Regions from separate parts of the Homo sapiens genome. Here region 2 is linked to region 1. The links are chromatin loops, found by intact Hi-C in ENCODE. Cell type or tissue: Caco-2. All regions are shown on one strand. Links, peaks and the distances in the headings refer to the core of each region. The heading gives the core; the rest is flanking DNA.

Evidence for each region. Peaks named below come from ENCODE experiments on the same cell type or tissue, not always from the same donor. Only the 100,000 strongest peaks of a DNase experiment are listed, where the experiment ranks them.
Region 2: a loop joins it to region 1, with 7 times the contacts of the local background. A loop is called at or near these places in 7 of 110 quality-filtered maps.

The regions. Positions count from the first base shown.
Region 1 is chr1:75,258,948-75,270,057 of GRCh38, reverse strand. All of the region lies in intron 6 of SLC44A5 (solute carrier family 44 member 5), which reads left to right. Among named protein-coding and RNA genes, the nearest start is that of LHX8, 130 kb to the right of the region's middle. In Caco-2, for the core only: a CTCF peak has its summit at 4,132 (motif pointing left); a DNase peak (open chromatin) is centred at 4,037.
Region 2 is chr1:75,370,171-75,381,280 of GRCh38, reverse strand. The region is part of intron 3 of SLC44A5 (solute carrier family 44 member 5); the gene reads left to right. Among named protein-coding and RNA genes, the nearest start is that of SLC44A5, 240 kb to the left of the region's middle. RefSeq lists enhancers at 3,426-4,207, 4,208-4,989, 4,990-5,773, 4,618-5,817. In Caco-2, for the core only: no CTCF peak of the experiment used is centred there; a DNase peak (open chromatin) is centred at 5,320; H3K4me3 peaks cover 2,335 bases.

The sequences.
Region 1 (11,110 bases), core at 1,955-6,954:
TGGCAGAAGGCAAAAGGCACGTCTTACACGGTGGCAGACAAGACAGAATGAGAACCAAGTGAAAGGGGTTTCCCCTTATGAAACCATCAGCTCTTGTGAGACTTATTCACTAACAGAACTGCATGGGAGAAACTGCCCCCACCATTCAATTATCTCCCACGGGTTCCCTCCCACAACATGTGGGAATTATGGGAGCTATAATTCAAGATGACATTTAGGTGGGGATACAGCCAAACCATATCAAATGGTATCAAGGGAAAATATTGGAGTAAATATATCATGATAGTAACATTATTATAACAATGTGAAACTATCATAAAACCAGACAGAAAGAAATCCTATTAAAAATATAAATTTTGAATGTGATAAAGATGGATTTCAAGTCAGTAGCAGAAAGATGATTATTAAATAAATAGTATTGAATTAACTGAAATACCATTCATAAAAATAAAATAAAATTGGATGTTTATCTCATATCTTATACCAAAATAAACACTAAAGCATTGATGATTTTGTATATAAAATATAAAACCATAGAAGTAACAGAAGAAAATGCAAGGGTATATTTATAGAATTATGGGGTTAAGAAAACTTTTCTAAAGATAACACCAAAAGCAGAAAATAGAAATTTTGAAGAATTTCAACACATAAATACACCTTAACTCATTGGAAACAAAGTTGAAAGATAAATGGAAATCTAGGAAAAACAAATATTTTCAACATATATATCTGACCAAATGTATCAACACCTTTTTTATATGAGCTGTTCTTCAAAATCAAAAAGAAAAAAAGATCATCCTATATGAAAGTAGGTAAAAGTCATAAACAGGAAATAATATAATGGCCAATAATGATAGAAATATAGTTCAACTACAGTTAAAAAAAGAATTGCAAATTAATTAAAATATTATTTTTGTCTTATAGGTTGTCAAGTAAATTTTAAAATATTAAAATTTCCGGTGTTGGCCAGAGTGAGGAGAAAAAATCGCCTCATTTTCTACTGGCAGTAGTGTAATTTGATATTTATCAGATTTTATAAAATATTTATCAAACATATAGGTTCTTTTTGATTCAGCAGTTTTCATCCTAGAAACTCATCTAGTGGAAATTTGCATAGATTTCCTAACGTTATAGGCACTATGTAATAGTAATAATAAAATGGAAACAACCTAAATGTTTCTCAATAGGAGATTGATTAAATGAATTACGGTATAGTCAATTATAAAATACCATTTAATCATTAATTATTGGGTAGAGATATATTTATTGGCAAGGAAATGTGCTCATGATATATTGTTAATTCAAGAAATGAAGTTATTAAAATGGCATGTGTAGTATAATTTCATTTTGTTGGTATGTTTGTACACTTGTATACTCTATATTCACATATATGAAAACATATGCAAGAAAAAAGTCTGAACGGATATACATATGCTTACAGTAATTATTTTCAATTATGGGATTATATTTTTATTTTCATTCTCATATTTCTGAGCCCCTATTATATCCCAGACAGTTTTCTAAAGGCTGAGGTTATAGTAAAAACAAATGAACAAGCTACCTGCCCTCATGAAGCCTACGTTTAAGTTAAAGGGAGATTCTCAATAAAAATGTAAATAACAAGATAGCTTCAAATAGTGATCAATGCTATGAAGAAAAAAAACAAAGCAGATGGCCTAACAGAGAATGACTGGTGTGCAATGGGAGGTAGTTACCTTGTGGTTACGGGGTGAGGGAAGCACTCTCATGAGGAGGTGACTTCTGAACTGAGATGTGAAGACCAGGAAGACACCAGCCTTTCAAAAGCCCTGGGAAGAGCACTCAAGCCAGAGGCAATAAGTGCAAAGGTCCTGAGGCATGAGTGACCCTATGATACACCAGGACTAGCACTAGAAGGAAGCCAAGAGGCCAAAACGTAGCCGATAAAGAGGGTGGTGGAATGAGGAGATGTCTGAGAAACAGGTAGAAGTCATATTTTCTGTGTCCTATGGACTCTGATAAAGTATTTGGATTATTTATAAGTGCAGAGAAGGACATAGAAAGGTGTTCCAACAAGAGTGACCGAATCCATTTAACATTTTAAAAAGAACATTCTTGCTGCTTCCTTATACCTTCTTGAGCTGTTTCAATGGTTCACAATAAGCATGTATGCAGAAAAATATTAAGCTTTTTTTCATTTAAAAATTAGGCCAGCTAGGGTGGCTCATGCCTGTAATCCTAGCCCTTTGGGAAGCCGAGGCGAGCCAATCACTTGAGCCCAGAAGTTCAAGACTGGCCTGGGCAACATGGTGAAAGCCTGTCCCTACAAAAAAATAAAAATAAAAATAAAAAAATTTTAAAAAATTAGCTGAGCATGATGGAGTGCCTGTAGTCCCAGCTATCAGGAGGCTGAGATGGGAGGATGGCTTGAGCCCAGGAGGTGGAGGTTGCAGTGAACTGAGATTGCACCACTGCACTCCAGCCTGGGCAACAGAGCCAGACCTTGTTTGAATTTAAAAAAATAAAAATAAAAATAAATATAATGGCAGATATCCTTATAGAATCATGACAGAAAATTGAGTATTTTTATTTTCTTGTATGTTTATGTGCATTGCAAGTTTCTACCAAAAATGTGTATCACTTTTATATTCCTACCGAATTTTCCAAAATTAAATAATTTAAAAAAGAAGTAAATATGCTGAGACAATAGATTGTCTTCATAATTAAAGCCCCTTTAAAAGAAAAAAAAACCAGATAAACATTTTCTCAAAAGAATATGTACCCTGGAGTCAAATTCTGACTTTACCTCTAGCATTGACCCATGGCATGGAACACAACCTACCTCAGTCTTTATTTCCTGATAATGAAGCAAAAATTAAATGAGAGAACAGTCATGTAGGAGAAGCATGCATTGGCCTTCTAAAAGCACTTTCATGTTGTTGAGGTCCTCCAATGGGCCAGTCACTATGCAATATACTAGAGCAAATAAGGCACAGATTTCTTCTTCAAGAGTCTCTTGGTCTTCAGAGATAAAGTCAAGAAAGCTATGGATTCGATCTATTGTGTTCGGCGCAGTGTGCTATTTTAAGTCTAAAATATAGTGCTGACAATCTCATCTGAAGCAGCCGCACGCACCGTCACCATTCCTCTTCCTAGTCTCTGGCACAAGATCTTGATTTACTGTCTTAGATACTTATCACTGCCTGAATTTATCCTGGTTATTAATTGGTTAGCTTCATTTATCTTCCCGGGCTGGGCCCAAAGTTCTTTGAGATCAGGGCCATTCTCTGTCTTTTTCACTGTCATATCTTCAGAACCTACAGCATTGTCTGGCATTACAATATGTGCTCAGTAAATTCATTGTTAAATGAATGAGAAAAAAGGGGTAACACAGATAAGAATGATTTGCTCCCAAAGTGGAGGTCAGCTTAAAGATCTGATCAGGTCCTCAACAACACTGCTAAGTGAGTCTGACTATTATTACTATTATTTGGAAATTTAGAAAACTAAAATTCAGAAAGGTTAAAATACTTGTTAAGGTTCAACTGTCTATTAAATGGCAAAGGTAGCACATTCTAACCCTAAGTCTTAAGCTGTTTAGGTTACACACAGACAGTTGCAGTGAACTTGGCTTTCCATTTTACTTGTTTAACCCAGGCCTAAAAATCTTAAACATAGCATAGCTTGTAAAAGTATCATTACATGTTTTAAACACCACAAATAAATGTGTGTGTGTGTGTGTGTGTGTGTGTGTGTGTGTATTTCTATGCCAAAATGAAATGCATCTATGTTAGGATGTGTAAGAAATTTAGGCAGCTCTAAAATGGGGAAACTTACCTGTTAGACTTTAACAATTGTCATGATGTATTTAAGCAATCCTTTGATTCCCAACTCTGGAAGACATTCCTTAATAACCGAGCCTAAAGTCCATGTTTAGAGGTGGTGTGATATTTGAGATGTGGCTTTTGGCCTTTTGTGCTTTATCTAACCAAAAAGACTCTAGGAGAAACACCAGGGGTTTTTACGGTGTCCAAAGAGATGAAACAGCGACTTCAAAGGAAAACGGAGTGCTTTGTTGTTGTGTGTAACTTTCTCTGCCTCTTGAGCTCTGGGAAAGTTGCTCATGACACTTAGGTACAGACCTTTTCTTTGAGATTTCCACAAAAAAAGAGAACGTGATTGATTTTTGATGCCACCTACTGGCTACTACAAAAACTTCAGCTTGTAAAGGTTGTGCCGAAATTACTTTGAACATTGTCTGATGTAGCACCATTACCAAGACTGAAATACCTGGCCCCATGAGGTTAAGATAAGGAAACAAGAAAGATTAAGAGGACAATGCTCTTCTATTTAAGATTTTTTAAAACTGATATGTAATATGTAATATTTGTACCTATCTATGGGGTGCATGTGATATTTTGTTACATGCATAAAATGTGTAATATTCAAGTCAGGGTATTTAGTGTATTCATCACCTAAGTATTTATCATTTCTATGTGTTAAGAACATTTCAAGTCCCATCTCCTAGCTGCTTTGAAATGTACAGTACATTGTTGCTACCTATAGTCATCTTTCCATGCTATGGAACATTAAAATGTATTCCTTCTATCTAATTCTATGTTTGTACCCATTAACCATTAACCCATTAACCAGCCTCTCTTCACTCCCCAGCCCCTGCCCCAGTTGCATATGCTTTCAGTTTGCTAGTATTCTGTTGAGAATTTTTGCATCTATGTTTATCAGGGATATTGCCCCATAGTGTTTTTTTGTTTGTTTGTTTTTATGTCCTTGTTTGGTTTTGGTATCAAAGTAATGCTGGCCTCACAGAATGACTTATAAAGAATTATCTCCTCTCCAATTTTCTGGAATAGTTTGAAGAGAAGTGGTTTTAATTCTTCTCTGTAAGTCTGGTAAAATTCAGCAGTGAAACCATCTGGTCCTGAACTTTTCTTTGTTTGGAAACTTTGTATCACTGATCCAATCTCATTATTTGTTATTGGTCTGTTTGGTTTTTCTATTTCTTGATTCAACCTTGGTAGGTTATATGTGTCCATGAATTTATCCATTTTTCTAGTTTGTTGGTGTACAGTTTTTCATAACAGTCTCTGATAGCGTTTTTCATTTCTGTGGTATCAGTTGTAATGTCTCCTCTTTTATTTTTGATTTTATTTATTTGGGTCTTCTCTCTTTTTTTCTTGGTTAGCCTAGCTAGCAGTTTATCAGTTTTATTTTTTTCAATAAAAACTTTGTTTTGTTAATTGTTTCCATTGTTTTTTAATCTCTATTTTGTTCTCTTCTCATTTTTATTTATTTACTTCTACTAATTTTGTGTTGGTTTGTTCTTGCTTTTCTAGTTCCTTGAGGTGCATTGTTAGATTGTCTTCGTACTTTTATGATGTAGGTCATTACTGCCATAAATTTTCCTCTTAGCACTGCTTTTTCTCTATTCCATCAGTTTTGATACATTGTGTTTTGGTTTTCCTTTGTTTGAAAAAAATTTTAAATTTCCTCCTAATTTCTTTCTTGACCTAACGGTCATTCAGAAGCATGTTATTTAATTTCCATTTATTTATAGTTTCCCAAGCTCTTCTCATTATTGATTTCTAATTGTATTCTATTGTGGTCTAAGAAGAAACTTGATATGATTTTAATTTTTTATAATCACACAAGTTGTCCTTGAGTGGCAGCTGCAAACAGAATAATCTTTCTCAGGGAACTGTAAACGTGTGGCAGCCCTGCCACTGGGCACATGGGGATCAATGCCAATGGCTTGCACTTTGGCCTTGGTGAGAGCAGCCAGCAGCAGCACATGGCTGCAGGTAGGGGATGTCAATGGGGCTCCAGGGATGTGGAGACACAAGGGTTGTTGAGCCCTAGGACAGGATGCAGTACAGTAGGTTCCAGGCTCTGAAAATGGTGCCTTGCTATTCCTTTTTTTTTTTTTTTTTTTAAATACTTTAAGTGATGGGATACATGTGCAGAACATGCAGGTTTGTTACATAGGTATACACGTGCCATGGTGGTTTGCTGTACCTATCAACCTGTCGTCTACACTAGGTATTTCTCCTAATGCTATCCCTCCCCTAAGCCGCAACCCCCCAACAGGCCCCAGTGTGTGATGTTCCCCTCCCTGTGTCCATGTGTGCTCATTGTTCAACTCCCACTTATGAGTGAGAACATGCTATGTTTGGTTTTCTGTTCTTGTTTTAGTTTGCTGAGAATGATGGTTTCCAGCTTCATCCATGTCCACACAAAGGACATGAGCTCATCCTTTTTTATGGCTGCATAGTAGTCCATGGTGTATATGTACTACATTTTCTTTATCCAGTCTATCACTGATGGGCATTTGGGTGGGTTCCAAGTCTTTGTTACTGTGAACAGTGCTGCAATAAACATACGTGTGTATGTGTCTTTATAGTAGAATGATTTATAATCCTTTGGGTATATACCCAGTAATGGGATTGCTGGGTCAAATGGTATTTCTAGTTCTAGATCCTTGAGGAATCACCACACTGCCTTCCACAAGGGTTGAACTAATTTACACTCCTACCAACAGTGTAAAAGCATTCCTATTTCTCCACATCCTCTCCAGCATCTGTTGTTTCCTGACTTTTTAATGACCATCATTCTAACTGGCATGAGATGGTATCTCATTGTGGTTTTGATTTTATTTGTCTAATGACCAGTGATGATGAGCTTTTTTTCATATGTTTGTTGGCTGCATAAATGTCTTCTTCTAAGAAGTGTCTGTTCATATCCTTCAGCCACTTTTTGATGGTGTTGTTTGTTTTTATCTTGTAAATTTGTTTAAGTTATTTGTAGATTCTGGATATTAGCCATTTGTCAGATGGGTAGATTGCAAAAATTTTCTCCCATTCTGTCGGTTGCTTGTTCACTCTGATGTTAATTTCTTTTGCTGTGCCAAAGTTCTTTAGTTTAATTAGACCCCATTTGTCAATTTTGGCTTTTGTTGCCATTGCTTTCATGTTTTAGTCATGAAGTCCTTGCCTATGCCTATGTCCTAAATGGTATTGCCTAAGTTTTTGTCTAGGGTTTTTTATGGTTTAAGGTCTTATTTTTAAGTCGTTAATCCATATTGAGTTACTTTTTGTATAAGGTAAAGAAGGGATCCAGTTTCAGCTTTCTGCATATGGCTAGCCAGTTTTCCCAACACCATTTATTAAATTGGGAATTCTTTCCAGATTGCTTGTTTTTGTCAGGTTTGTCAAAGATCAGATGGTTGTAGATATGTGACGTTATTTCTGAGGCCTTTGTTCTGTTCCATTGGTCTATATATCTGTTTTGGTACTAGTACCATGCTGTTTTTATTACTGTAGCCTTGTAGTATAGTTTGAAGTCAGGTAGTGTGATGCCTCCAGCTTTGTTCTTTTGGCTTAGGATTGTCTTGGCAATGCGGGCTCTTTTTTGGTTCCATATGAACTTTTAAGTAGTTTTTTCCAATTCTATGAAGAAAGTCAGTGGTAGCTTGATGGGGATAGCATTGAATCTATAAATTACTTTGGGAAATATGGCATTTTCACAATATTGTTTCTTCCTATCCATAAGCATGAAATATTTTTCCATTTGTTTATGTCCTCTCTTACTTCCTTGAACAGTGGTTTGTAGTTCTCCTCGAAGAGATGCTTCACATCCCTTGTAAGTTGGATTCCTAGGTATTTTATTCTCTTTGTAGCAATTGTGAATGGGAGTTCACTGATAGTTTTGCTCTCTATTTGTTCTTGGTGTATAGGAATGCTTGTGCTTTTTGCACATTGATTTTGTATCCTGAGACTTTGCTGAAGTTGTTTATCAGCTTAAGAAGATTTGGGGCTGAGATGATGGGGTTTTCTAAATATACAATCATGTCATCTGCAAACAGAGACAATTTGACTTCCTCTTTTCATACTTGAATACCCATTGTTTATTTCTCTTTCTTGATTGCCCTGGCCAGAACTTCTAATACTGTGAAGGAGTGGTGAGAGAGGGCATCCTTGTGTTGTGCCGGTTTTCAAAGGGATTGTTTCCAGTTTTTGCCCTTTCAGTATGATACTGGCTGTGGGTTTGTCATGAATAGCTCTTATTTTGAGATACGTTCCATCAATACCTAGTTTAAAGAGAATTTTTAGCATGAAGGGCTGTTGAATTTTGTCGAAGGCCTTTTCTTCATCTATTGAGATAATCATGTGGTTTTTGGTCATTGGTTGTTATGCGATGGATTACATTTATTGTTTTGCATCCCTGGGATGAAGCTGACTTGCTCGTGGTGGATAAGCTTTTTGATGTGCTGCAGGACTCAGTTTGCCAGTATTTTATTGAGGATTTTCGCATCCATGTTCATCAGGGATATTGGCCTGAAATTTCTGTTGTTGTGTCTCTGCCAGGTTTTGGCATTAGGATGATGCTGGCTTCATAAAATGATTTAGGGAGGATTCCCTCTTTTTCTATTGTTTGAAATAGTTTCAGAAGGAGTGGTACCAGTTCTTCTTTGTACCTCTGGTGGAATTTGGCTGTGAATCCATCTGGTCCTGGACTTTTCTTAGTTGGTAGGCTATTAATTGCTGCCTCAATTTCAGAACTTGTTACTGGTCTATTCCAGGATTCAACTTCTCCCTGGTTTAGTCTTGGGAGGGTGTATGTGTCCAGGAAGTTATCCATTTCTTCTAGATTTTCTAGTTTCTTTGAGTAGAGGTGTTTACAGTATTCTCTGGTGGTAGTTTGTATTTCTGTGGGATCGGTGGTGATATCCCCTTTATCATTTTTTATTGGGTCTATTTGATTCTTCTCTCTTTTCTTCTTTATTACTCTCGCTAGCTGACTATTTTGTTCATCATTTCAAAAAACCAGATCCTGGATTCATTGATTTTTTGAAGAGTTTTTTGTGTCTCTGTGCCCTTCCGTTCTGCTCTGATCTTAGTAATTTCTTGCTTTCTGCTAGCTTTTGAATTTGTTTGCTCTTGCTTCTCTAGTTCTTTTAAATGTGATGTTAGTGTCGATTTTAGATCTTTCCTGCTTTATCTTGTGGGCATTTGGTGCTATAAATGTCCCTCTACAGACTGCTTTAAATGTGTCCCAGAGATTCTGGTATGGTGTGTCTTTGTTCTCATTGGTTTCAAAGAACATCTATATTTCTGCCTTCATTTCAATATTTACCCAGTAGTCATTCAGGAGCATGTTGTCTACTTTCCATGTACTTCTGCAGTTTTGAGTGAGTTTCTTAGTCCTGAGTTCTAATTTGATTGCACTGTGGTCTGAGAGACTGTTTGTTATGATTTCTGTTCTTTTGCATTTGCTGAGGAGTGTTTTACTTCCAGTTATGTGGTCAATTTTAGAATAAGTGTAATGTGGTGCTGAGAAGAATGTATATTCTGCTGATATGGAGTGGAGAGTTTTGTAGATGTCTATTAGGTCTGCTTGTTGCAGAGCTGAGTTCAGGTCCCGGATATCCTTGTTAACATTCTGTCTCATTGATCTGTTTACTATTGACAGTGGGGTGTTAAAGTCTCCCACTATTATTGTGTGGGAGTCTAAGCCTCTTTGTAGGTCTCTAATAACTTGTTTTATAATCTGGGTGTTCCTGTATTGGGTGCATATATATTTAGGATGGTTACTGCTTCTTGTTGCATTGACCCCTTTACCAGTATGTAATGCCCTTCTTTGTCTCTTTTGATCTTTGTTCGTTTAAAGTCTGTTTTATCAGAGACTAGGATTGCAACCCCTGCTTTTTTGCTTTCCATTTGCTTAGTAAATATTCCTCCATCCCTTTATTTTGAGCCTATGTGTGTCTTTGCATGTGAAATGGGTCTCCTGAATATAGCACACCAATGGGTGTTGACTTTTTATCCAATTTGCCAGTCTGTCTTTTAATTGGGGCAGTTAGCCCATTTACATTTAAGGTTAATATTGTTATATGTGAATTTGATCCTGCCATTATGATGCCAGCTGGTTATTTTGCTCGTTAGTTGATGCAGTTTCTTCCTAGCATCGATGGTCTTTACAATTTGGCCTGTTTTTGCAGTGGCTGGTACTGGTTGTTCCTTTCCATGTTTAGCGCTTCCTTCAGGAGCTCTTTTAGGGCAGGCCTGGTGGTGACAAAATCTCTCAGCATTTGCTTATTGTAAAGATTTTATTTCTCCTTCACTTATGAAGCTTAGTTTGGCTGGATATGAAATTCTGGGTTGAAAATTCTTTTCTTTAAGAATGTTGAATATTGGCCCCCATTCTCTTCTGGCCTCTAGGGTTTCTGCTAAGAGATCTGCTGTTTGTCTGATGGGCTTCCCGTTGTGGGTAACCTGACCTTTCTCTCTGGCTGCCCTTAATATTTTTTCCTTTATTTCAACCTTGGTGAATCTGATGATTGTGTGTCTTGTGGTTGCTCTTCTCAAGGAATATCTTTGTGGTGTTTTCTGTATTTCCTGAATTTGAATATTGGCCTGCCTTGCTAGACTGGGGAAGTTCTCCTGGCTAATATCCCAAAGAGTGTTTTCCAACTTGGTTCCATTCTCCCTGTCACTTTCAGGTACACCAATCAAACATATATTTGGTCTTTTCACATAGTCCCATATTTCTTGGAGGCTTTGTTCATTTCTCTTCACTCTTTTTTCTCTAATCTTGTCTTCTCACTTTATTTCATTGAGTTGATCTTCAATCTCTGACATTCTTTCTTCCACTTGATCGATTCTGCTATTGATACTTGTGTATGCTTTGCGAAATTCTTGTGCTGTGTTTTTCAGCTCCATCAGGTCATTTATGTTCTTCTCTATACTGGTTATTAAAGTTAGCAATTCATCTAACCTTTTCTCAAGGTTCTTAGCTTCCTTGCATTGGGTTAGAACATGCTCCTTTAGCTCAGAGGAGTTTGTCATTACCCATCTTCTGAAGCCTAATTCTGTCAATTTGTCAAACTCATTCTCTGTCCAGTTTTGTTGCCTTGCTGGCGAGGAGTTGTGATCCTTTGCAGGAGAAGATGCATTCTGGTTTTTGGAATTTTCAGCCTTTTTGTGCTGATTTCCCCCCATCTTCATGGATTTATCTACCTTTGGTCTTTAAAGTCAGTGACCTTTGGCTGGGGTCTCTGAGTAGATGTCCTTTTTGTTGCTGTTGATACTGTTCTTTTCTGTTTGTTAGCTTTCCT
Region 2 (11,110 bases), core at 2,648-7,647, 110 kb before region 1:
ACGACTGAGTTTGTCCTGAGCAATTGTGGTAGAATTGACCTCGAGGTGCCCAATCTATAATAGTTCCGAATTCATTGTTTTGTAATATCACCGCACTATTGGCCACACATTCTTCCCAAACTAAAACTTCTGTATTTTTTGATTCTTTGGGAATTTCCTTGGGGCAAGGTTTCCCTTTAGGTCTAAATTTTAATGATCTTTGATAAGGAAAGTCTTGTAAATAATTTACCCGTGGCCTGAGTGACATCCCGCTTACCATGTGATAAGTGAATCTACTGATGGGACTGACAGTAGGTACTTCCACCAACCAATTTTGGACTGCAGCCATTAAACATCCTGGTGCTCTCCCTAGGCAAATAGGAGGATAACGATACCCAATGGAAATATTTATCATCATCCCTTCTTCCTCAGGTTTGGCAGGGCAGCGATCATCTGTGGGGCCAGGTACCCATTCACTATCATTAACATATACTTCTATAGGATTATCCATCCATGTGACTGGTGTTACCATCTCCGTGGAGGCCCTTTTCTTTGCATCTCCGATGGGTTCATTGTAGAACTTCAAATGTCTAGTGGGTATCCAAACAGGAAGCTGATTTTCTCCTGGTGAAACACAAGCAAAACCTCTCCCCCACGTTATCACCTTACCTATTTCCCATGTCTTATTTTTATTATCTTTCCACCAAATTAGTTTTCCTTGAATAATGGCCTTACACACAGGTCTGTTCTCTGAGACCTGACTTGCCCAATATGCAGCCTTTCCTGTTGGATCAGTGCTTACAAGCCCTCCTATTCTTTTTATTTCACTATTTCCATCCTTAATATATGGCAGGAGTAATAATTGAGCAATCCTGTCTCCTGGACTGGCACTCCAAGGAATTGAAGAGCTAATAACCAATTGAATTTCACCTTTATAGTCTGAATCAACCACACTAGTATGAATTTGAACTCCTTTTAGATTTAGACTTGATCTTCCCAAGATTAGTCCTACAGTCCCCTCAGGCAGGGGGCCATATACCCCTGTGGGGATTTTTTGTGGGGGCTCCCCTGGAAGCAGAGAGACTGCTTGTATAGTACATAAATCTACTGCTGCACTGCCGCTTGTGGCGGGGGACAATTGTTGTATTGTGGTAACTGGCTTATTCCCTGAAACACTTGGGACAGTGGGGGTTGTTGTCCCTGAAAACCCTGAGGAACAAATGGCTGAATTGGGAATGCCCCAGTTTGTTGTGGGGCCTGAGGCTGGCCCCTTTGCTCATTTCCCGACAATGGTTGCCCATTTTTATCAAATTTAGAACGACATTGACTAGCCCAATGTTTTCCTTTTTTACATCTTGGACATAAGTCAGGTGGCTCTCTACCTGTTGTAGTTGGTTGAATAGTTATATTCTGTTTATTTAAGACTGGGCAATTCTTTTTTAAGTGACCAATTTGACCACAATTATAACATTTTCTTCCAAATGTTCTAACTTGCCCTCCTAAAACAACTCCTGTTATTGCTTGAGCCATAAGCATAGCTTTATGCATAGCTCCTCCGATTCCATCACAGGCTTTTACATATTCTGAGATTACATCTGATCCTGCAGGAACCTTTCCTTTTAATGGCTTAATGGCTGATTGACACTCAGGATTGGCGTTTTCATATGCCATCAACTCCACTATGACCTTACGGGCTTTTTCATCGGCAATTGACTTTTGAGCAACATCTTGGAGCCTTGCCACAAAATCAGGATAGGGCTCTTTTGAACCTTGTCTTACTGTATTAAATGAGGGGCAGGTACTTCCTGGGTCTTGGATTTTTTCCCAGGCTCTAAGGCAGATAGCTCTAACTTGTTCAATGGCCTCATTTTGCATTAATGCTTGTTGACTAATAGTACTCCAATTTTGACCTATTCCTAATAGTTGATCTGCATCTATGTTAACTGGAGGATTGGCAGCCCTATTTCTTCGGACCTGTTCTTGTACCCCATCAATCCACCAAGTCTTAAATTGTAAAAATTGAGAGGGTGAGAGAGACGATTTTGCCAGAATCTCCCAATCATAAGGAATGAGTCTATGTCCATGAGCAATGGAATCTAATAATGTCCTCATATAAGGAGAGTTGGGTCCATACTGTTTTACTCCCTCTTTCATATCTTTTAGCATTTTTATCGAAAAAGACTTGTATCTGGCCTCAACTGTGGGAGGCTCTCCCTCTTGGGCTCCTTCTCCAGGTGGCATTGGTTCTAACGTTACTGGGAATTGCCATGCCTCAGTATCTCCTTCCTTTCTTGATTTATCAATAATTTCATGTAATTCACTACCCTGTCTACTAGGTGGTGCCATAGGATTAAGTCTCCTAGTGGGCAGCTGAGGGTATGGCGCCCTGCCCTGTGGTGCTGGGGGCATTCCTGGATATCCATACTGACTTTCTGGGGGTGGCCGATACTGAAGTTCAGCCGGCGGCCAGTATTGATAAGCTACTGGCGGTTGGGTCTTATTTTCTTTAACCTGCGTTTGAGGTTGTAATCTTACGGGCACCTGACCTGCTGGAAGAGGACTTGTGCCTCGTGGTTTAGACTCTGATGGCCCCATTAATTCTGGACCTTTTCCTTCTAATTTTAACGTTTCAGGATATATCACCTCCTGTAATTGATTATAGTCAACATTTTGCGTTGACTGAGCCATTACCGGCTCTGCTACATATTTGCAATGTAAACTTTCCGTTTCTTTCTGGGATTTTTTCCTTGTCTTTTCATTACAATCTATTAAACAGCTTCCAGGGGCATCAGAAACTGAAATGCTATCTTCTTCTGTTTGAAATGGTTCTAAAGCTGCTTTAATAATGGCCCAATCATTCCATACTGTAAGTGGAATGATATTACCCTTCCTACCTGCTTGTTTTAGTTCCTTACCAATTCTTTTCCAATCTTTTAGATCTAAAGTTCCTTGTTCTGGAAACCATGGGCAAAATTGTTCTATTATTTGAAATAGCTTGATTAGATTTTTTGTAGATACTTTAACTCCCCCTCTTTTTAAAAGAATTTTAATAAAGCTGAGATAAGAGGCATATTTACTTTTAATTTTACTTTTAGTTTGCCCTATTATCACCCTAGCTTCTTCCGAGCGCACAAGCTTACTGTAAGGCTGACTGTAGACGTACTTGGGATCTCTCGTCGACTTGTCCTCAATGACCACGCTCGAGCGTACCTTCACCCTAGAGAAAAGCCTCCACGTTGGGCACCAGATGTAGGGGTGGGTTGCCCCTACACACCTGTGGGTGTTTCTCGTAAGGTGGGACGAGAGATTTGGAAAAGAAAAAGACACAGAGACAAAGTATAGAGAAAGAAATAAGGGGAACCGGGGAACCAGCGTTCAGCATATGGAGGATCCCGCCAGCCTCTGAGTTCCCTTAGTATTTATTCATCATTTGTGGGTGTTTCTCGAAGAGGGGGATGTGTCAGGGTCACAAGACAATTGTGGGGAGAGGGTCAGCAGACAAACACGTGAACAAAGGTCTTTGCATCATAGACAATGTAAAGGATTAAGTGCTGTGCTTTTAGATATGCATACACATAAACATCTCAATGCTTTACAAAGCAGTATTGCTGCCCGCAGGTCCCACCTCCAGCCCTAAGGCAGTTTTTCCCTATCTCAGTAGATGGAGCATACAATCGGGTTTTATACCGAGACATTCCATTGCCCAGGGACAGGCAGGAGACAGATGCCTTCCTCTTGTCTCAACTGCAAGAGGCATTCCTTCCTCTTTTACTAATCCTCCTCAGCACAGACCCTTTACGGGTGTCGGGCTGGGGGATGGTCAGGTCTTTCCCTTCCCACGAGGCCATATTTCAGACTATCACATGGGGAGAAACCTTGGACAATACCTGGCTTTCCTAGGCAGAGGTCCCTGCGGCCTTCCGCAGTTTTTGTGTCCCTGGGTACTTGAGATTAGGGAGTGGTGATGACTCTTAAGGAGCATGCTGCCTTCAAGCATCTGTTTAACAAAGCACATCTTGCACCGCCCTTAATCCATTTAACTCTGAGTTGACACAGCACACGTTTCAGAGAGCACGGGGTTGGGGGTAAGGTTATAGATTAACAGAATCTCAAGGCAGAAGAATTTTTCTTAGTACATAACAAAATGGAGTCTCCTATGTCTACTTCTTTCTACACAGACACAGTAACAATCTGATCTCTCTTGCTTTTCCCCACATTCCATTGCTGATACCCTTTCTTCCAGTTGATAGCATCGACTCCTGAGGCTTCTTCATTCTTCACGTAGTTCTCGAGCCTTGGTTTTCAGCTCCATCAGCTCCTTTAAGCACTTCTCTGTATTGGTTATTCTAGTTTTACATTCTTCTAAATTTTTTTCAAAGTTTTCAACTTCTTTGCCTTTGGTTTGAATGTCCTCCCGTAGCTCAGAGTAATTTGATCGTCTGAAGCCTTCTGCTCTCAGCTTGTCAAAGTCATTCTCCATCCAGCTTTGTTCCATTGCTGGTGAGGAACTGCGTTCCTTTGGAGGAGAGGCGCTCTGCTTTTTAGAGTTTCCAGTTTTTCTGCTCTGTTTTTTCCCCATCTTTGTGGTTTTATCTACTTTTGGTCTTTGATGATGGTGATGTACAGATGGGTTTTTGGTGTGGATGTCCTTTCTGTTTGTTAGTTTTCCTTCTAACAGACAGGACCCTCAGCTGCAGGTCTGTTGGAGTACCCTGCCGTGTGAGGTGTCAGTGTGCCCCTGCTGGGGGGTGCCTCCCAGTTAGGCTGCTCGGGGTTTAGGGACCCTCTTGAGGAGGCAGTCTGCCCGTTCTCAGATCTCCAGCTGCGTGCTGGGAGAACCACTGCTCTCTTCAAAGCTGTCAGACAGGGACATTTAAGTCTGCAGAGGTTACTGCTGTCTTTTTGTTTGTCTGTGCCCTGCCCCCAGGGGTGGAGCCTACAGAGGCAGGCAGGCCTCCTTGAGCTGTGGTGGGCTCCACCCAGTTGGAGCTTCCTGGCTGCTTTGTTTACCTAGGCAAGCCTGGGCAATGGCGGGCGCCCCTCCCCCAGCCTCGCTGCCGCCTTGCAGTTTGATCTCAGACTGCTGTGCTAGCAATCAGCGAGACTCCATGGGCGTAGGACCCTCTGAGCCAGGTGTGGGATATAATCTCGTCGTGCGCCGTTTTTTAAGCCGGTCGGAAAAGCGCAGTATTTGGGTGGGAGTGACCCAATTTTCCAGGTGCGTCCGTCACCCCTTTCTTTGACTTGGAAAGGGAACTCCCTGACCCCTTGCACTTCCCAAGTGAGGCAATGCCTCGCCCTGCTTCGGCTCGCACACGGTGCACACACCCACTGACCTGCGCCCACTGCCTGGCACTCCCAAGTGAGATGAACCCGGTACCTCAGATGGAAATGCAGAAATCACCCATCTTCTGTGTCACTCACGCTGGGAGCTGTAGACAGGAGCTGTTCCTATTCGGCCATCTTGGCTCCTCCACGATTCAGTGGTAATGAATTTTCTTAGTGATTGCTTGTTCGGGAAAAATTGTCTTTCTCCTTCTGTTATGAAAATTAGTTTGGTGAGATACAAAATACTTGGTTGGTATTTCTTTACTTCAAGAATGCTAAAAATAGGCCTCCAGGTCTATTCTGGCTTGTAAGGTTTCTGCTGAGAAGTCCACTGTTCACCTGATGGGGTTCCCTTTGTGAACAGTGATAGAAAAGTGATATGACCCTTTTCTACAGTTGCCTTTAAGATTTCTTTTCTTGTTGACTTTGAAAATTCTGATGATTATGTGTCTTGAGGAAGGTCACCTTGTATAATGTCTCACAAAGATTCTCTGAATTTCTTGAACTTACATGTCAACTTCTTTCGCAAAATTGGGGAAATTGTTGTGGATTGTATCCTCAGATATGTTTTCCAAGTTGCTTACTCTCTCTTCTCTCTCAGACATGCCAGTGAGTCACACGTATAGTCTCTAGAGGGTTTGTCTATTTTTAAATTATTCTTTTTTATTTGTTTTTGTCTGACTGAGTTGATTTGGAAGACTGATCTTCAAGCTCTGAAATTCTTTCCTCAGCTTGGTCTAATCTGTTATTAAGACTTTCAGCTGTATTTTGAAATTTCTATAGTGAAATTTTCAATTCCAGAAGTTGAGTTTGGTTCTTACTTAAAATGGCTCTGTTGTCTTTCGATACTTGGATCATTTTTTGAGTTTTCTTGGATTGGGTTTTAATTTTCTCTTGAATCTCGTTGAGCTTTCTTGGCCATCCATATTCTGAATTCTATGTCAGTTGTTTCAGACATTTCAATCTGGTTAGGATCCATTGCTGGAGAGATAGTGCAATCCTTTAGAGGTAAGGAAACACTCTGACTTTTTAAATTGCTAGAGTTCTTGCACTGATTGCTTCTCATATGAGGGGGCCAGTATTTCTTTTTGAAATTGCCGTCATTTGGATGGGACTTTTTGTTTTTATAATAATTTTTGTGTTTGACTGTGGTGTATGTTGTGTATAGTACTGGCTTCATTTCTATGTGCTTTTAGAGGGCCAAGGCTGTGTAGAGTTCCTCAGTTGTGGATCCTTTCCTGCATGGGTCTCCAGGCATTGAGCGCTGAAGGGATGTATTTTTGCTTCCCGGTGTGATTCAGGTTGCAATCCAGTAGATAGTGCTTAAGAGTCAGGGCTGGCAGATAGGCTCTTAGCCACATGCCTCTTGTGTGTTTCAGTGCATGTGCAGCGGTGCCCTGGGGAGGGGAATGGGGGGCAAAAGATGACTTCCTCACCAAGTTTGTCTACAGGCCTTAGTGGAGTACCCTGCAGTTACTGGCATCACGCCTGCATTTCCTTAGCATCAAGTGGGGCTTTGGTGGGCTACCTTCTCCACACCTTCTTAGGTGTGGTCTGTGCCAAGTGTTAGGTCACCAGGAGACCCACAATTCCCTGGAGACCTACTGGTCCTCTAAGCCTGGCAGAGTCCAAGGAGGTTGTGAGGTATGTCTGCAGGTAGTCTGGTGATTCAGTGGGTCAAGAGTGGAGGATCCTGAGGGAGAGTGGTGGTACCACAGGTATTCAGCTTGTGTGTTGACTGTGGCCAGGGATTTTAGCCCAGAGGATGATTGTGGGACCTGCTCAGCTTGCACCCCTTCTACTGGGTCTCCCTCTGATGCCTGCGTAAGAACAGGCCCAACCAGCTAGACTTGTCCCAAGCCTTCTGCATTCAGGTCACTTGCTGTTCCAAAATGTTCTAGGCTGCAGGGCTCCTTGGGGCAGAAGCTGCAGCTAACAGGCTACACCCTTTCTGGACTGGTCTGGTGGAGGGAGGGATGACCAGCTCCCATGCCACCACATGAGCACAGGCCACACTCCCTCAGTGTTCTGAGAGTGGGGGCTCCTCCCCAACCTGAGCTCAGGCCACAGATCTCAGCTTGATGCCCCTGGGTAGTGTGCTTGAATCCTGGGGGGTAGGGACTCGGCCAGTAGTTTTGTCCTCTGAACCCTCAGGGTTGAGTGCCAGCTGTGCTGGGGGAGTTTAACTCCTCCCAGACAGCTGGCAAAACACTCAGGTGGGGCAGTAGAGGCTGTGCTGTGGGCAACCTCCTGCAGGAGTAGCCAGGCAGGTTGTCTTAGGAGGGACTGGTGGACAAGGCAGCGTGTGGATCAGATGTGCCCTGCTCCTGCAGGAAAGGCAGCCTTGCTCTCTCCTGGCCGAACAGTCAGCAGGAGCTACAGTCACTCAGAGCAAGATAGAGAGCCTTCTGGGATAAATGCCTGAAGTCACGTTTAGTTGCTGCTGCACCACGTGCCACCTTGAAACCTTCAGGGTTCTATGCAGGTTCAATCTCTGCCTCTGTCTGGTCTCTAAGAAGTTCCTCCTGCCAATTCAAATGTCTGTGGGGGTAATGGGATCTCTTGTCTCTAGGATCCCAGAGGGTTGTATTTGGGGTGTGGTGCCTTGGAGTTCCTTTACTCACCCCTTCCTTAGGACCTGTTGAGGGCCAGGAGCTGGTCTTGGTGCTCGGTGACTCCATGCAGGCTTCCCAGTTTCCTCCCTCTTTAGCCACAATGTCTGTCACCTCCCTATCGATTTTTGGTGTTTTCTCTCAAAATATTTTTTCAAAGTATAATGGTTTACTCTACATTTTGGTTTCTGTTAGTGAGGGAGGCCTTTCCCAGCTGCATCTAGTCAGCCATCTTCTAGATCTTTTTCTTGATTCTGACACTTTGACCTAATTTAAATGTTGACCTGAGGATATTTTGACTCTGCTTCTAAATACCAATATTCAGATTTATACGATCATCAATGAATTCAGGTCAATAAGGAGTTCTTACATTTTTTGAAGTAAAATCTATGAGTTTGATTCCTTAATTTTTTGTATAGCAGTGTTAAACTATGGTTTTATTCTTTTTTATTCTACTAAACTTCATTGGACTGAATGTCAATTTAAAAACAAAGATTTGATTTAGTGATTATGTTTTATCTACATTGTTTGAACAACCAAAGCTATTTCATTAAATATTTCTGTGGTCATTATTTCTCCCTAATACAATTTTCCAATGTCAAATTTTAAAGGAAGATATAATTCTTTTATCAATTTTTGGTCAGTAAACATTACCATGAAAAGTTTAGCTAATGTCAATTCTATTTTCTGTTAATAACTTCTCTGAAGGTTTCATTTCTTCCAAGGTCAATTTTTGCAGTTTTCTGGTTTACTAACAATATGTGATTCTTTAACCCATTTTGACCATTGTTCAACTAACTTTTACAAAGAAAAAATTCACTTCACTATATGTACATGTCTTTAGAATTGCTAGTTTTATTTTGTCATGATGATTTCCTCCTAATCTTGTTTTGCTTGGGTAAAGTTGTATTTTATGTTGAATATCCTCAGTGTCAGAATGCCAGGATTAAAATATTCTCCTGTAATCTTAATTACTCTTTATTTTTTCCTCTCAATCTGCATGTAAGTGTTAGCCAGAGTTAGGCATCTGGGGAAAAGTAAGTGTAAATTTAAGGAAAAAGGGCAAATTTTTTATTTAGGTAAAACATTTTACATGCATTTGATCTCTGACTCACTGGGAAAAAGCTCTTTCCTTACCCTGAAGGTTTTTTTTTTTTTTTTTTTTGAGACAGAGTCTCACTCTGTCACCCAGTTTAGAGTGCTGTGGCATGATCTTGGCTCACTGCAGCTTCTGCCTCCCAGGTTCAAGCAATTCTCCTGTGTCAGCTTCCCAAGTAGCTGGAATTACAGGCATGTGCCAACATGCCCGGCTAATGTTTGTATTTTTAGTAGGGACGGGGTTTCACCAAATTGACCAGGCTGGTCTTGAACTCCTGCCCTTAAGTGATCTGCCCGCCTCGGCCTCCCAAAGTGCTGGGATTACGGGCTTGAGCCACTGCGCCCAGCTACCTTGGAGCTTTTATATACCTTGTCAATCCAACCTGGCTTTTTCTTTCTGGCAGGATGAACTACCTCTTAGCACAAAGTATTGCAATCAACTGTTCCTCACCTGTGTGAAAAACAGCCTTTAGAAGGTTGAACTAAATAAAAAAATATATAATCTCACACTTTTAAATAGGTGGGCCTTCATTTTAGCTTTTCGTAGGTTAGTCTAAAGTAATACAAATGAATATATCTTTTATTGATTAGCTGGAAATAATTTAGACTCTCTGTCTCTTTCAAATTATTAAAAACAGATAAAGTGGCTACTCTGGGATGGATCTGATTTTATTTCTCCACTGTTTTTCATTTTTTGATTTTTTAATTTTTCATTTTCTTAATTTTCTTGATAATCAGGAAAGGCTGAATATTATGCTCTGTAGAAAGCTACTTGGGTCTTTGGATATGTTGATGTGACTACAAAAATAACAATAAAAATAGTTTACAGCACTTACTGTGAGTTGGACACTATTCTTACTGCTTTACATATGCTAACTCAATGTATCTAAAACCCCTTTGAGGATGGTTCTATTTCTCCTATTTTATAGATGAGGAAACTGAGGCATAGAGAAGTTAAGTAACTTGTGCAGATAAACACAGTAACAATTGAACACAAACTGCATGAAGTTTTCTATTTTAAAAATACTTTATATCTTGTTTTTAATTAAAAATAAATTTTGATTCCCTGCCTTCGCAAATGGGGTGAATGTATAATTTCCCATTGACACATCCTTGCTGCACGTAAAGAGATGGAGAGATGGAGCATGAAGTTTGAAGTATGTGATAAAACTGGAGTCCAGCCCCTTTATTTGCTTTGTACCTACCAAACCCAACAGGAAAACTGAGGAGTTTTCTCTGTATGAGATGAGAGCATTGTCCCAATCCTTCTCCTCACTCCTCTTTCTTAATATGCCTCTTAGTTTAGATCTTCCCTGTAGCACATGTACGTTGTTTCATGCAACCAGTAAAACTGATCATATTATTAAAGAGTTTGTAGGGACAAACTGCAATAAGTAGAAATTTACTAAATGCTCAGTTTTACAACTACTTACAGCAGGAAATTACATTTTTCTCCTGTTGCTGATTTTCTCCATCTCTCTGACACCCCTGACTCTTCTCATTAGCCTACCATATACCCACTCTGATCCCGTATCAAAGTTACCCTCTTTGGTGATACTCAGTTTCCTGTTTGATTCTGCAGGACATCATACACTTGTGAGTTTTTGTGGAATGTTTTGAGTACAACCAGTATATAATATCTGCTAGGAATGCTCTGGTTTATGCTCCAGGAATTTTGTTACTTCCATCTTCTCTCTACAGCCTTTGAGATTGACTTTGTAGTTCACTGAGCGGTCCAAAATACTTATCCTATGTAAATTGCCTGGAAGAGGTCACCTCCAGGTATTTGTATACACACACTACTGGGCGTCTTTGCAATAAGAAACTGTGGTTGGAAATATTCTGATCACTATGCTACCCAAGGCTGAGTCTGTCTCAGTAGTTAAGGAGATGAAAGAAGTTATAAAGCAGTTTGAAGTGGAAAAAATTATTTTAACTGGAAAAATTTCAATAAACAAATTATTAAATTGATATTCTTCTTTCTAAAATAGTTATTTTTCTATGTAATAGGTATAAGTTTATGTTACAGCATATGGGAACAAAAAACCCAGAAATTATTTATTTCCTCCTAGAACCAAAGTCTAGAATATTAG